3 separate regions of the Homo sapiens genome follow, and all the other regions are linked to region 1. The links are chromatin loops, found by intact Hi-C in ENCODE. Cell type or tissue: PC-9. All regions are shown on one strand. Region 1 has its middle 37 kb from the start of FOXJ2. Region 2 overlaps SLC2A14 (solute carrier family 2 member 14). Region 3 has its middle 11 kb from the start of APOBEC1.

Region 1 (2,500 bases):
CCGCCTCCTGTGTTCAAGCAATTTTCATGCCATTTTTTTTTTCTTTTTTTAGTAGAGGCGAGGTTTTACCATGTTGACGAGGATAGTCTTGATCTCCTGGCCTCAAGCGATCTGCCTGCCTTGGCCTCCCAAAGTGCTGGGACTTCATGTGTGAGCCACCGCACCTGGCCAAAAGTTGCGTTCTTACCAGAGAATGTGACGGGGGAAGGGAGTGCCCAGGAGTTGCTCATTTATGCAAGGAAGCGTTTAGGGTGATGAATCAAAGAATTTAAGTCGGGTGATGTGGAAAGTAAAAATAGAAGAGTGATGGGCAGTGAAAAGTTGAGAGGGTTAATAGTGTAGAGATCCTGCTTCTATCAAGAAATGGTTAGAGAGGAAGTGATGGTCAGTGTGAGATGCAAAATAATACAGGTTTTACAAGCAGCCTTTTTTTTTTTTTTTTTTTTTGAGACGAACTCTTGCTCTGTTGCCCAGGCTGGAGTGCACTGGTGTGATCTCAGCTCACTGCAACCTCCACCTCCCAGGTTCAAGCAATTCTATGCCTCAGCCTCCTGAGTAGCTGGGATTACAGGCACCTGCCACCACACCCGGCTAATTTTTGTATTTTTAGTGGAGATGGGGTTTCACCATCCCGGCCAGGCTGGTCTTGAACTCCTGACCTCGTGATCCACCCACCTCAGCCTCCCAAAGTGCTGGGATTACAGGTGTGAGCCACCGCACCCAGCCGAGCCCATTTATTATAAATAACCAGGGCTAGGGTATTAACCATGGGAATAAATGACTGAGGTGGACTGGAAAACAAGATGATTGGAAATGAGTGGACAAGAAACTGACGGCCAGCCTATTCGATGAATTGTCTCCATGCATCATGGAATAGCCAGGACTGATGACAGTAGGAATGGTGTAAACTAAGAGAATGAATCAGGCTTCTAAATTTTCAGAGAATGTGGGGGAAGTGACCCAGGAGATCAGCAGATTATTACAATATCCTGATGGCATGCACTGAAAAGGAGCTGAGTTTTTAGGGGATGAGCAACAGTTTGAAGTAGGCAAAGAGCAGCATCGTAAGAGTTACAAGCGAAATGCTGAACCTACCCTGTAGTACTTTCAGAGAAGTGAGATCCGCTAACTTGAAGGATCAGGAAGGGGATCATGGTAAAAGTGGCATTTATATGGACTTTGAAAGATGAAAAGAATTTTGTGAGAAATAGATTTGGAAAGATAATTCCAGGCAGAGAGATGCTACTACCAAAGAAGGAAGTGACACTGTTCTGCCCACGCCTGGTGCTTTTGCAAATCCGCCTCCAGAGCCCGTTGCTATGGTGCTAGTAACATCCTTGGTATTACCAGAGCTGGTTAGCAGTTGGCCACCAGGTGGCAGTGTATATCTTTGCGCCATCCCTCCCAGTACTGGCCTTGGAGAAAAACTGGAAGTGAGAATTAGCATAGGTGCAGCTGAGGTGAGATCAGTGGCTTGTGGATTGTGTATTTAGTTAGGCCTGAAGAAGCAAAGCCCTCAGAGAAGAGGATAAATTTGGGAACATTTAGGGAGAAGATCAGGGAGAAGATAAAAGGAAAGGAAATTGCGAGAGTATAATGAGGCCTGAAAAGTAGCAGAGGGCTCTAGGAGGGACAGCCATGTCCTCTTGGCCATTCCTTGAGGAACTAGTTGGAATAGGCACGCCGCCCTAGACTTTACAAAACTCCGGAAATACACTCTTGGAACCAGAGGTGACAATTCACTGAATGAGGATTACCCCAACCAGCCACAGCGGGAAATCCTTGGAGAAGGTGTGCGCTGATTGGATCAGAGACCCGAAGGGAAAGAATCCCAGCTTGAAGAACCAGTTTGAATGTCAAGACTCCAAGAATCACTGCAAGAAAAACAGCCTTGTGGTGAAGATTCTAGGATTTAGGATCATTTCCAGATGAGAATCCACAAATGACTCACACAGTCTTTCTGAGGTTGTTAAACAGATTGCTTCCATCAGTATTGAGTCAGGAATTGAGACTGCTCACCACTGCACTTACTTGTCAACTATTTTCATAAATATTAGTTGTTTAAAGAAAGCAGCAGCCAAAAAGAAGAACCAGAGAGGGGAGATGTGCAGATTGGCAGTGCAAGGTGAGGAATAGGCACTAGAGCAACATTGAAAGAGAGTTTGGAGCAATGGCCTTCTTCTTCTTCTTTTGGTTTGTTTACTCAGGTAATAATTAAAAAAAAAAAAAAACTATGTATTTCCTCTACACTGTTTGTTTTTTTTGGGGTGGTGGGACGAAATCTCGCTCTGTCGCCCAAGCTGGAGTGCACTGGCGCGATCGCAGCTCACTGCAACCTCTGCCTTCCGAGTTCAAGCGATTCCTTCCACATGTTTTTAAGTGACATCTAAGAAAATTTTTTTTGTGTTTAAGTAGCTTCCAGGGATTAATTTCTGCTGTCCGGTATTTGGTATACATGCTTTCAGGGCCATTGCTAGCTTTTCCAGTGCCTTTCTGCAAA
Region 2 (2,500 bases), 160 kb after region 1:
AATGATCAATTCTTAGTAATCCTACCCAAGGCTGTGTTGTCCTCTTTCCTCCCAGTTCGTGAGTGGAATTCTATGCCTACCTTCACCTGATGCAGGTTTTTAAATATTTCCAAACTGACCAACCCAGTTTCTCTTAACTTCTTCCTTCTCCAATTTTCTTTTCCACTTTTACCAAGTTAACTTCACATTCTTATCTCCAGATAAGTTCTTTAGTATAATCTATTACTTTGTCTTCCCGATTAATTACCTAAATCTCGTTTGATGTTTGTCCTTTTCATACCACTCATAGGTCAGATTCTCCTAATACAGCTCCATAATTAATAAGAAACAGTCATCAATTACAAGTTTTAAGGACTATTCTCTCCTCCCTGTCCTCTGTCTCTCCAGGTCACCCCAGCTCTGATCTTTGCCATCACAGTTGCTACAATCGGCTCTTTCCAGTTTGGCTACAACACTGGGGTCATCAATGCTCCTGAGACGGTGAGTGCCAGGCCACAAGAATTAGAATCTGGAATAGGGAAATTATTCCTTTAAGTAGGGTTTCAAGAATTCAGAATTTAAGGCCAGGCATGGTGGCACCTGCCTGGAGTCCCAGCTACTCCGGAGGCTGAGGCTTAAAGATCACTTGAGCCCAGGAGTTAAACACCATCCTGAGCAACACAGTTAGTGAGGGTCCCTCCCCCAACTAGGGGAATTAAACTTTGTATCTATCCTGTCCAAGACTGAAGATGGAGACAATATTGGTGGGGAAAATTAGTGGGGTCATTTAATCAAAGGAAAAAGGTCATTTACTCCTTATACCCTGGGCAGTGCTGTTCTTCCTCCCACTCTTTCACCCTATAGTAATACACTTCCTGTATTATCCCTTAGGGGTTAGTTACCAAGCTGGCCAGGTTCGCTTAGCAGAGGGCTGGGGTGAACATCAGTGCTGCCACCTACTGGGATATTCAGGACAAATGAAAAATTACTATTCCAGGGAGAGTTAACATTAATTCCAATATGTTATCTGCCTCTTCAATTCCCGTCTATTTATTCCCTTGATTCTCTAGGGAGGAAATGATCCCTAATATTTGTTTTGTTTGTTTGTTTGTTTTGAGATGTAGTCTCGCTCTGTCACCCAGGCCGGAGTGCAATGGCGCTATCTCGGCTCATCGCAAACTCCGCCCCACGGGTTCAAGCGATTCTCCTACCTCAGCCTCCCGAGTAGCTGGGATTACAGGCATGCGCCACCACAACTGGCTAATTTTGTATTTTTAGTAGAGACGGGGTTTCACCATGTTGGTCAGGTTGGTCTGCAACTCCTGACCTCAGGTGATCCACCCGCCTCGGCCTTCCAAAGTGCTGGGATTACAGGCGTGAGCCACTGCACCCAGCATATTTGTATCTTTTGTTCTCATCCAACTGTAATAGTCTGTCCTCCCACCTTTTATTTTGCAGATCATAAAGGAATTTATCAATAAAACTTTGACGGACAAGGCAAATGCCCCTCCCTCTGAGGTGCTGCTCACGAATCTCTGGTCCTTGTCTGTGGCCATATTTTCCGTCGGGGGTATGATCGGCTCCTTTTCCGTCGGACTCTTTGTTAACCGCTTTGGCAGGTATTGACTAGAAACTGGGCAAGGAAGTGGGCTCTACCAGATGCATTGGGGACAAGTGTGGAGAGTTAGGGCAGGGAGGTGATGATGCCTTTGAATAAGAACACCTTGAATTCTAATCAAGGGAAACTAGCCCAACTGGCCCCGAATATGACTGCCCTTGCTTGGAGCTCTACTACCCTGGAGAGCTCCCACCCAGCTGTGCAAGAGATGAACTGTGTGAGTGATTGGCCTTTGCAGTCCAGTTAGGGATAGTTCAGAATTATTCCCTAGTAAGCTCAACTATGGGGTTTCCAGGAACATACTTAATTTACAAGGTCCAAAGTTGATTACTTTTCTCAAAAAAAAAAAAAACAAAACTGGGGTCTCATATAAATGTTTTTGTTACCTCTACACAGGATTGGTAGGAATTATCTTTAGTCTATGGCAAATGTGGATAATGGCCAAAAAAAGAAAACTGAATCGTCTTTTTTTTTTTTTTTGAGATGGAGTCTTGCTCTTGTCACCTAGGCTGGAGTGCAATGGTGCAATCTCAGCTCACTGCAACCTCTGCCTCCCGGGTTCAAGTAATTATCCTGCCTCAGCCTCCCAAGTAGCTGGGATTACAGGTGCCCGCCACCACGCTCGGCTAATTTTTGTATTTTTAGTAGAGATGGGGTTTCACCATATTGGCCATGCTAGTCTCGAACTCCTGACCTTACGTGATCCGCCCACCTCAGCCTCCTAAAGTGCTAAGCTTACAGGCATGAGCCACTGTGCCTGGCTGAAAACTGAATCTTCTTATTTTATACTAGCTTAGTAATCTATTTTAGAAGGTAGAATATATTTTCAGTTATGACTGACAAAGGAACTGTTTTAATTTGCCAATTAGATATTCTAGAAATGCAAGAATGTAATTCACATTT
Region 3 (2,500 bases), 320 kb after region 1:
GTGCAGTGGCTTGATCTGGGCTCACTGCAACCTCTGCCTCACGAGTTCAAGCGATTCTCGAACCTCAGCCTCCCGAGTAGCTGGAATTACAGGCGTGACACCACACCCGGCTAATTATTGTATTTTTAGTAAAGACAGGGTTTCGCCTTGCTGGCCAGGCTGGTCTCGAACTCCTGACCTGAAGTGATCCACCAGCCTCGGAGTCCCAAAGTGCTGGGATTACAGCTGTGAGCCACCGGGCCCGGCCCTATTTTCATCTTTCAAAAAGTAAATAATATACAATAATTATATGGTAAGTGATATGGGAGCTTTAGGCTCCTCATGGGGTAATTGTTCAAGGTCTCCTGGAACAATAGTAATTAAAACAATATCAGTTGTGAAAGAGAATATGATAACTACCGCAGGTGTAAACAGAAATGAGAAAATTAAATTCTTCCGGAAAGATGATTTAAAAAAAGAAAAATGCAAATTAAAGACTGAGTCCAACTAAATAAAAGAAGAGGTAGGACGCAGTGGCTCACGCTTCTAATCCCAGCACTTTGGGAGGCCAAGGGGGATGGGTTACCTGAGGCCAGGATTTCAAGACTAGCCTGACCAACACGCTGAAACCCTGCCTCTACTAAACATACAAAAATTAGCCAGGCGTGTTGGCGGGCGCCTGTAGTCTCAGCTACTGGGGAGGCTGAGGCAGGAGAATCGCTTGAACTCGGGAGGTAGAGGTTGCAGTGAGCCGAGATGGCGCCATTGCACTCCAGCCTGGGTGACAGCAAGACTCCGTCTCAAAAAAAAAGAAAAAAAAGAAGAAGAAGAAGGTCTGCTTATCTTGATATGGTTATTCAGAGATAGTAGTATTTTGACAGAGGGAGATGTCAGGGAATTTTATCTAGAGCAAAGGCAGGAAACAGATGGCAGAAACTGAGAGGGACTGGAGGAGTTTGAGCAATTTCTGTGTTGTGGTTGGCTCTACTAATTCTATTGTTTTTCTGCCCTCTGCTGACTTAAATGGGGAAAAGCAAATCTATGAAAACCCTTACGTCTGGGGGATTGAAGGACCCATTAAGAACCTGATAAAACATGTAGACACTCCCCCAGAAAATAATGCACATAAACACAAAATGTTTTGCATATAATTTCAGTGGCTGCATGGATAAACTATGGGACGATGAAAGGCACACTCCTCTTGAGTCAGGTATTTTTACTTTTGTCTCTGTTTATGATTTTGTGTGTGTGAGTACACACGAACTCTTTTGCAGTATTCAATTCCTTTTAAGTAACCTATTTCCCACTCCAGCTTTTTCTATTTCCATGTATCTATGGCAGGTTTGTTACGACAATTGCCCTTTAACCTATTCCCTACACTGCAGCTGTGGTGGTTCTTTGAAAACCCGATTCTGGACCAGGTGCTGTGGTGCACGCCCAGCACTTTGGGAGGCCCAGGCAGGAGGACTGCTTGAGCCCAGGAGTTCAGATCAGCCTGGGCAACATAACGAGACCTCGCCTTTACTAAAACAATTAAAAAAATAAAATAAGCTTGTACAGTGTTGAGCACCTATAGTCCCAACTACTTGGGAGGCGGAGGAGGAGAGAAAAATCACTTGAGCCTAGGAGTTTGAGCTTATGATGAGCTTTCATTGCACCACTGCACTCCAGCCTGGTGACAGAGTAAGACCTTGTCTCAAAAAATAAAACATAAATTAAAAAAACCCCAATTCTAGTCATGTTACTTCCCTGTGGTACTGAATTATTTTTTGCCTTAGGGAAGACAACCCCCTGATTTTCCTTAGAACATTTATTTCACTTTTTTTTTTTTTTTTTGAGATGGAGTCTTGCTCTGTCACCCAGGCTGGAGTGCAGTGGTGCGGTCTCGGCTCACTACAAGCTCTGCCTCCTGGGTTCACGCCATTCTCCTGCCTCATCCTCCCGAGTAGCTGGGACCACAGGCGCCCGCCACCACGCCCAGCTAATTTTTTGTATTTTTAGTAGAGACCGGGTTTCACCGTGTTAGCCAGGATGGTCTCGATCTCCTGACCTCGTGATCCGCCCGCCTCGGCCTCCCAAAGTGCTGGGATTATAGGCGTGAGCCACCGCGCCCGGCCACTTATTTCACTTTTGTTTGCCTTACTGCAATTAATTGTTTAATTAAAAAAACAAACAAACAAACAAAAAAACCCCATACACACTCAAAAGCATTTCCTGGAAGAGAATTGAAGTCTATGACAAAAATGCACAGACTGATCAAAAGTCTCTAATTTCTTCCAATTTCTGAAATTTCTCCTGGAAACTGATTTGTTTTGTTTTGAGACAGACTCTCCTCCATCACTTAGGCTAGAGTCCAGTGGTGCGATCTCTGCTCACTGCAACCTTTGCCTGCAGGGTTCAAGCAATTCTTGTGCCTGAGCATCCCAAGTAGTTGGATTACAGGTGTGTGTCACCACACCGGGCTAATTTTTTTTTTTTTTTTTTGAGACAGAGTCTCACTCTGTTGCCCAGGCTGGAGTGC

Evidence for each region. Hi-C counts contacts between places; a loop is a spot of excess contacts. Peaks named below come from ENCODE experiments on the same cell type or tissue, not always from the same donor. Only the 100,000 strongest peaks of a DNase experiment are listed, where the experiment ranks them.
Region 2: a loop joins it to region 1, with 10 times the contacts of the local background. A loop is called at or near these places in 5 of 110 quality-filtered maps.
Region 3: a loop joins it to region 1, with 6 times the contacts of the local background. A loop is called at or near these places in 3 of 110 quality-filtered maps.

What each region holds. Positions count from the first base shown.
Region 1 is chr12:7,994,280-7,996,779 of GRCh38, reverse strand. It overlaps the pseudogene RPS20P28. Among named protein-coding and RNA genes, the nearest start is that of FOXJ2, 37 kb to the left of the region's middle. RefSeq lists an enhancer at 1,120-2,041. In PC-9, CTCF peaks have their summits at 1,200 and 1,409 (motif pointing right); DNase peaks (open chromatin) are centred at 1,379 and 1,899; H3K4me3 peaks cover 409 bases; H3K27ac peaks cover 1,120 bases.
Region 2 is chr12:7,830,702-7,833,201 of GRCh38, reverse strand. SLC2A14 (solute carrier family 2 member 14) reads left to right here. Exons shown (of 11, transcript NM_001286234.2): 3 at 388-480; 4 at 1,438-1,598. Among named protein-coding and RNA genes, the nearest start is that of SLC2A14, 41 kb to the left of the region's middle. In PC-9, CTCF peaks have their summits at 747 and 957 (motif pointing left); a DNase peak (open chromatin) is centred at 881.
Region 3 is chr12:7,676,017-7,678,516 of GRCh38, reverse strand. No RefSeq gene overlaps it. Among named protein-coding and RNA genes, the nearest start is that of APOBEC1, 11 kb to the right of the region's middle. RefSeq lists an enhancer at 1,005-1,074. In PC-9, a CTCF peak has its summit at 975 (motif pointing left); no DNase peak of the experiment used is centred here.